Regions from separate parts of the Homo sapiens genome. Here region 2 is linked to region 1. The links are chromatin loops, found by intact Hi-C in ENCODE. Cell type or tissue: Calu3. All regions are shown on one strand. Each heading gives the region's core, and the rest is flanking DNA. Links, peaks and the distances in the headings are about the cores only.

What was found. Peaks named below come from ENCODE experiments on the same cell type or tissue, not always from the same donor. Only the 100,000 strongest peaks of a DNase experiment are listed, where the experiment ranks them.
Region 2: it touches region 1 in a loop (6-fold over the local background); 2 of 110 quality-filtered maps call a loop at or near these places.

The regions. Positions count from the first base shown.
Region 1 is chr20:12,010,320-12,014,243 of GRCh38, forward strand. No RefSeq gene overlaps it. Among named protein-coding and RNA genes, the nearest start is that of BTBD3-AS1, 94 kb to the left of the region's middle. In Calu3, for the core only: a CTCF peak has its summit at 2,106 (motif pointing right); a DNase peak (open chromatin) is centred at 2,142.
Region 2 is chr20:12,285,929-12,289,852 of GRCh38, forward strand. No RefSeq gene overlaps it. Among named protein-coding and RNA genes, the nearest start is that of BTBD3-AS1, 370 kb to the left of the region's middle. In Calu3, for the core only: no CTCF peak of the experiment used is centred there; a DNase peak (open chromatin) is centred at 1,823.

The DNA.
Region 1 (3,924 bases), core at 650-3,149:
TGAATAACATTTAAAGGAGAAAAATATTATATATGATTTGGGCCCACATAGGTTTGCATCTTGGCTACATTCCTTACTTAGTACTTCTGAAACTTACTTTCTCCATCTGTGAAAGGAGGACAGGTTGAGGTATTCCATGTTTAGAAGTGTTACAGTGAGGAATTGTAAGTATAGCAAACTGTAGAGAAACAAGGAGTGAGGTAAGGAGAGAATGAATATCTTTCTTTTTTTTTTTGGAAACGGAGTCTCGTTCTCCCCAGGCTGGAGTGCAGTGGCGCAATCTCGGCTCACTGCAACCTCCGCCTCCCGGGTTCACGCCATTCTCCTGCCTCAGCCTCCCGAGTAGCTGGGACTACAGGCGCCCGCCACCATGCCCGGCTAATTTTTGTATTTTTAGTAGAGACGGGGTTTCACCATGTTAGCCAGGATGGTCTCGATTTCCTGACCTCGTGATCCGCCCGCCTCGGCCTCCCAAAGTGCTGGGATTACAGGCGTGAGCCACCGCGCCCGGCAGAAGATGAGTATCTTTTAGTTGATTTGAAAAGTAATTTACATAATCAGTAAGAAACCTGAGAACGTGTATATTGACATTAAGAAATAATGGGGAGACTGGGAATTACGGTTAGAACTAAAGCCCCATCTCTACCCCAAACACTGTTTGCTCCCACCACTAGTGGTTGGGGCTCAAAAGTATGTATGTTTCCAACTGGCATGGTGATGAGAACACACTTTCTTTCAAAATGACTACTTGCAACTTTATTGTCTTAACTTTCATTTCCTGGTAAAGTCTTGAAAGTCTTGAACATTTTTTCCTTTTCATTTTATGTTCCCAGGTTCTGAATTTATTTTGCTGAAAGAGAGAGATACTTTCTGAATTTTACCAGCAAGGCTATTACAGGAATTCCTTAAAGAGTTTAGCTAAGGGGACTTTGAATTACAAAAAGCACAATTTCCCAAACCAGTATCCATCAGTTAGGACACATTCAAGCCCTAGGAGATTATTACAGCCGTTTTTTTTTTTTGTTTGTTTTTGTTTTTTTTTTAACAATTACCATCACTGACCTGAATAATAAATTAGCATTACTCTTAGAGACTAGAATTAAAGAGCTGAAAAATTCTTTCTTTCCTTCCCTTCATTTCAGAGGGAAAGAAACCAAGGCGGAGGAAAGATCAAGTTGACCTACCAATGTCACACTGCTTGCCAGCACCAGCATCTTTCACCTTTCAGTCCACCTTCCTTCCCACACAGATACACTGCCCAGTATAAATCCTGAAAAAAGGGTCTCCTCCAGACTGCCCCAAAGGGTCTATTGTCCCTATGTCTTGCAGACTTGAAAGGCTAGTTTTCTTCTTCGAAGGGATAGAAAGTGCCAGAACTTCATTGTCCACCTCCAACATGCCGCTGTGAATCTTTCCAGCCTGAATTCCACAGGCATCACAAAGTGTCCTTGACACTTCCAAATACGAGTGAAGGATCTCAGGAATCCATTAACTATGCTGATGGATTAAATGGTCATGTATATCTGATAGGCTGACTAACAGAGGCAGGAATGGGAAAAGAAAAACCCTGACAGAGGTTTGCTATTAAAATTTTCTCTAAGAGGCATGGGGCAAACAACTGGCTTTAGGCTGGCATGCCATTCATCTGTTTCTAAGTAGGGTTAACACTATAGGGAGTTATTTTAAGTTTTTTGCTTGCATAGTTGAGAGAAAAATAATTTCCCTTATCTTTCCAAACTTAATGTCAGACAACTTGACAATCCACCAACGCTCCGTAACTAGAATGTCAGTCCAGACTTCTCCCTTTTTGGCCTATCGAAGGAGCAGTGTATACTTCCTAGAAGCTGGTGGGGAAGTCTTATTTTTATATTTCCTGAATCACAGGGAGCTTTTATCAAGATCTGTGCAGCTCTTTTTGGTCTAATAAAATCCTCTTGTGGCATCAAAGCTTGGGTTTCCCTAGAAACAGACCCTGAGTCTAGGATTGAGATGCAAATCAATTATGTGCAATTGTGATTGCAAGAAGTACCTACAGGGAAGTAAGGTGCTGAGACCAGAAAGGGAAGGAGACCAACAGTGTGTTAATGACAGGCTACACCAGGGGGAGACAAGGCTCAATTCCATTGGGAACCTTTAGGGGGCAGTGTAGAACACACTTCAGAATTGTCCCTCGGAAGTGGTGAGAAGCTGGGGTATTTATTTATTAACTCTCATTCCTCCTTAGCCGAAGCCTGCTTCTTGAGGTATGAACTCACCAGCATTTCAGCCCTGTTTGGTGGGAGCAGAGAGAAAGCCCACAGACAGGGAGTTGGCAGCTGCCTGCAGCAGGTCACCGTTACTGGGGCACCAATACCATTTGGTATAATGACCTTCTAGGAAGATAACTCACTTCCTAATTTTCAACAACCTTATTTCATAAATAGGTTAGGGCTTCTAACTTGACTTCACAAAAATAATTTAGGCATTTATACTTAAGCAGAGTGCAAATACTAAATTCATTAATTGGTTAGCACTCTTTTTGTTTCTCATATTAAAGGAAATAATAGTTTTAATTAAGATTCTGTTTTTTGTTTTTGTTTCTATTTTGCTATTACCTGGAAAGATCGAGAGTGGCTGGGTCCTGACCAGGAAGTTAAAGAGCGACACAGTTTGCTCAATGATGACATTTAAGCCCATATCACCTCATCGGTGGGAAATGAGGCTTCCACAAACTTTAGCTTTTCAAACGTATGAGTCATTGGAGCTGACAAAAGAGAATACAAGTGAAAATGTTCAGTGCATTTGCATTGCGACTAAAAGTCACCATAGTTATCCCAATTATGAAATCTGGCCAATGGGGAATGCCATGGTCCTTCCGGTATGTGTTTCTCTGGATTCTCTTCTATTCCCATCCTTCTCAGCACTTATTACCTTTCCAGGGACTAGACTCAAGAATGCAGGTGTGAAAGCATTATAGCCAATCCTATTTTGCTTTGTGTGAGAATATTCTCTAGCATTGACAGTTTGACGGTCCTTGTTGTTTTTAAAATTGTGACAATTTTCTTCAAATCTGGACTTGCTCTGATATTAAGGCTGGCACCCCGATGTGTGTGCTGCATTGACATCTGAGGCTTGTCTCATTGCCAGCAGGTCTCAAATTCTAGTTTTCTGTCTAAGATATAAGGGCAGAATGTTATTTATGGGCAATTACAAAGATCACCTTGCTCCATTTGATTTATTGGAGAGATTTCAATCAAGGCTTAGAGCTCATCCCAAGCAGACAACCATGCTGACAGTATTTAATGATTTATTGAATGCTGGCAACTCCAGCTCTTCCTCTTTTTCAGTTTTAAGTTGGTGGATTTGGGGGAGTGCTTCAGATGCACTCAAAGCTATGGTAATATTTGGTAGATTCTGAAGTATGCTTGAAGCCCTTTTTTTTCTTTCCGTTAATTAGGTTTGTTGTATTTGCTAGTGTGCATAGATAGGAAGGGCTTGAAGTATCACCTGAGGGTCTTTAGCTCTTCCTGACTGTAGGATTGACTGCCAAGATGTTGTGATGCTACTTTAACTGGCGGAGACAGGGACACTCAGGAAAACAGAGTTAATGATGAACTTACTGTTTAATAACACAAAGTGAACTTATTTACATAGAGTGTATACAGACGCATATGGGTTATAGGATATATTTTCCAAATATGCCAATATTATGTTTTGTTAAACATTTTTCATAAATGAGGTATAATTTACAGATTGAAATGCATGAATATTATGTACATGGATCAATGATTGTATATATCTTGATCAAGAGATCACCCCAGAAACTCCCTCCTGTTTCCAGCCAGCTCTCCTCATCTTTAGCCAATCACACTTATGTTTTCTATCACTATAGAACAGTTTTGCTCATTCTTGAATTTAACATAAAGGAAGTCATGTAGAATGCAC
Region 2 (3,924 bases), core at 548-3,047, 280 kb after region 1:
AAGTATATTTTATTTTAATTATGTCATATTCAATAAGAAAAAATGTATAGATGCTCTCAAAACAATCAATATGGTATGGCTTAGTGTGTATAGACAGAACTGTTCTGGGAACAAAATAATGCTTCACTTTACCAAGAAGCTTCATGTCTGCAAATTCCACACCTCTCTGATCCTGTTTTCTCCTCCGTAGAATGAAGCGTTTAGAAAAAAAATTCTCTATGTTCTCTTCTAATTTATAAACTCCACAATTCTAAATATAGAAAAAAGATCATGTTCTTATGGAAGGAGTTCTGGACCCCAATATCAGAATAGATCTGATTTAAAGACAAATGATTTGGCTTAGTTTTGCTTCCCCCAGAAGAAGAATCATAGGCAAGGATTTGCAGGTGGGTTATTTAGGAGATAATCCCAAGAAGCACCAGGACATCAAAGCAGGTGATGTAGGGTGGATCGTCAAGAGTGATGCCACTGTGTGCCACTGGAATTTAACGCTTTGGGTAACTCTGGGGGCCAGTAGAGAATATGGGCCTCAGAGTTATCCCGCCAGAGGCAAGAAGGAGCTGGAGGTGGGAAACTGATTTTTGATTTTTTTCAGTCATTGGTTGATGACTACTCCTGGAAAACTTAATTCTCCAGCCCTTTCTGCCTGCTGTGCACAAAGGCAGAGAAGTATGGTAGCAAGAGAAGCCCTCAGGCAATGAGATGCAAATGTTGACATTCAGATGTCAGGTCAATGTGCACCACGGGGTTGAGGCCAAAGATATAAGCAGATGCCAATGCAGTTCTTTTTAAAAAATGGCAGTAAATTCTTTCTCCTTATAGATTTAATAAAGACATTTGAGAAGTAAATGAATTAGCATTTCTGAAACACATTGAGGGCCCTTCCACAGCACCTTTGAGTAAGTGACTATAGGCAGAGTACTGAGGTAAGTGTATTCTCTCTGTTTAAAAGGCTTTTTAGGATTCCTTTAGACAGCACATAAACAATTTCAGCTTATTTGGGCACCATTTAGTTAGATTCTGTTTCAGACCACTAAGTGGCAACTTTTTCAAATATTGGGAGGTTAAGGAATTAGATTTTCATACTGAAAGTAAATGAAAATAAATGTTACTTTCAGATACTGACAAATTATATTGCAGGTGTAAAGAAGAAAAGGTGCTGCTGGTATACTGTGAATCTCCTGCTTAAGCCCAAAAGGAGAAAGGTGGACAAAGTACTGATATTTGTCCTTTTCATACCTGTGCCAGAGCCTGCAGATGCGTAACAGGACCATGTAGATTTGTTTTCTCCCTAATGAATAAAAAATGTCACCACTGTTGTTCAGGCTCATCATGGCGATGTTCTCCTAAGACTATGGACTCTTTCTGTGTCTTACTGTAACATACTGAACAAGCTGTGTTGATCTCTTCTTGACCTAAACATTCCAGAACATTCCTGATGCTAAGGGATTTTTTTAAGAGGCAGGGTATTACTATGTTGCCCAGGCTGGCCTTGACCTCCTAGGTTCAAGTGATCCTCCCAACTCAGTTTCCCAAGTAGCTGGACTATAGGTACTCACCACCACACTCAGCTGGGATAATCTATTTTAAGGTTGGGTAAGTGGGATAGACTTATCTCTAATTTTAATATCTCACTTAGAATTTCTTCACTGTGGCAAAAGATAAATGTTTTTTCTTCAGACCCATTACTCTTATCTCTCTTGATATCATTCGAGGGCATCAGAGACTTCCCCATGGCACTCATGGAAAAGCAAAATCAATGAACCAGATCCCACCTAGTGTCAGAAAGTTTCAAACCAGAGCCACTTTATTTTGAATAGGGGCTGAGTAAAATGAGGCTGAGACCTGCTGGGCTGCATTCCCAGAAAGTTAGGCATTCTTAGTCACAAGAAGTTTATGGTTAAGGGAACAGGTTAATCATGTTTACTGAACAGACGCAGGACTTACTAGATCCAGGACTTAACAGACCCAGGAAATGCCCTGATGTTCCCATATCTCAGGAACAAAAGCATTCTTAGTTTAAGCATAAGTTTCATGTTAACAATAATAATATAGATTCTTGCAGTAGACAGTAGTTACACAAAGATTAACAATCATTTGTCATGAGCCTTTGTAATAGAACACATCTCCGCATGATTTTTTGCTTTGTAATCTTATACGTAAACAAGCATTGTACCTAAGGTGGATGTGTTCCTCCTCTTGCTTTCAGGAACATCGTTCTCTGTCTATGGTGTAACCATTCTTGTATTCCTTTACTTTCTTAATAAACTTGCTTTCACTTTATTCTGGATTCACCTTGGATTCTTTCTTGCTCAAGATCCAAGAACCTTCCCTTGGGATCTGAATTGGGACCCCTTTTCAATAACACTAGTGCAGAGTAAAAGAAATGCAGGAGTGTAGACTCAGAAATGGAGATAGTGCAATCGGGGTGGGGGAGGATGTGCCCCAATATGAATGAATCTATGGGTTTAGACCAGGGGAGTCCAATTGTTTGGCTCCCCTGGGTCTCGTTGGAAGAAGAATTGTCTCGGGCCACACATAAAATATACTAACACTAATAATCCATGATGAGCTAATTTTTAAAAAAATAGGGTCCATGCATAAATCTCGTAATGTTTTAGGAAAGTTTATGAATTTGTATTGGGCCACATTCAAAGCTGTCCTGGGCTGCATGTGGCCCATGGACTGCGGGATAGATAAGCTTGCTTTAGATTGTCTCTAAAACAGAAGCATATATTTGAAGCCACCCACCCCCATTTGAGCTGCCAGATGACCCAAGCTGCATAAGTGACCCCAGACTAGACCAACAGAAGAATCGCTTAGTTAAGCACAGTTCAAATTGTTCTTCCACTGAATCATGAGTATATAAAATGGTTATTGTCTTCAATCACTGAGTCTGTGGTGGTTGGTTACGCATAAATAAATAATTAATATAGTAATTTAAGCAACAACCAGTGATTGCTTAATAAGGGAAGACGTTGACATTTCAAAAATATTTGAAAGATTATTTAGCCCTGGTTAAAATATCTCAAGATTTTATTGTAAACTCTTTGTTGCAGGTAGGCCCACTGTGCATCAGATATATCTCGTAAACTCCCTTCTGTGCCGTTGCTTATGCATCCCCTAAGCGTGGGATGCCTTCTCTGCTCCTCTCAGCCTGCCTACAGAAAGCTGCTCTCCAAAATAAACCTCCTCCATAATGTTTGCCTTGCAAACATTATTATTAAGACCAGCCTGCTTCTCAATAATTTATTCAGTCACTAAACCCATATAACCCTAATAAAATTCACTTATTTGGCACTATATCAACCAATTCGAAAGCCTTATCTCCCATCTGGACTACAAGCTTCTTGAAGGAAATATGCCTGCACCTAGTATGGTATCTGTGACATGGCTCAAGATGTGTGACAGCCCACCCACTAAAGTAGGTGACTTTGTGTTTGCCTACTGTTCTCTGAGTTAACACATGGCAGGAGGGGAAGAATCAGAACACGATGAAAGCTTCTAAGTGCTTGGATCTTAGCTCTTTAAATATGAAACTGTTGACTTTTTTATGAACCTTCACTTTTTAGTTCCAAATATATTTTACAAATATGGAAAAATACCAGGAGAGTGTTATCCTCAGAGTCATTGCTGAGTATTGTTGCTGTGGATGTGGTTGTAGGAGTTATAGTGCGGTTCACACGGGAGGTGGCAGGGGTACTTCCTCACGGCAACAAAGTGAGTAAACACGGAAGTCCTTCAATACATTTGTGGTACCAAATTCCACTGAATGAGCCTCATCTCCACTTCCTTATGTTTCTTTCTGTTCTTCCTCTTTACAACACACTTGGGAGGCAGATTGAACCTCTGGTCCTGATTTTAGTCAATAAGGTCAACCCTACACAGAAGGATTTCCTTTCAATTTAGTGATTCTGTTTTTTG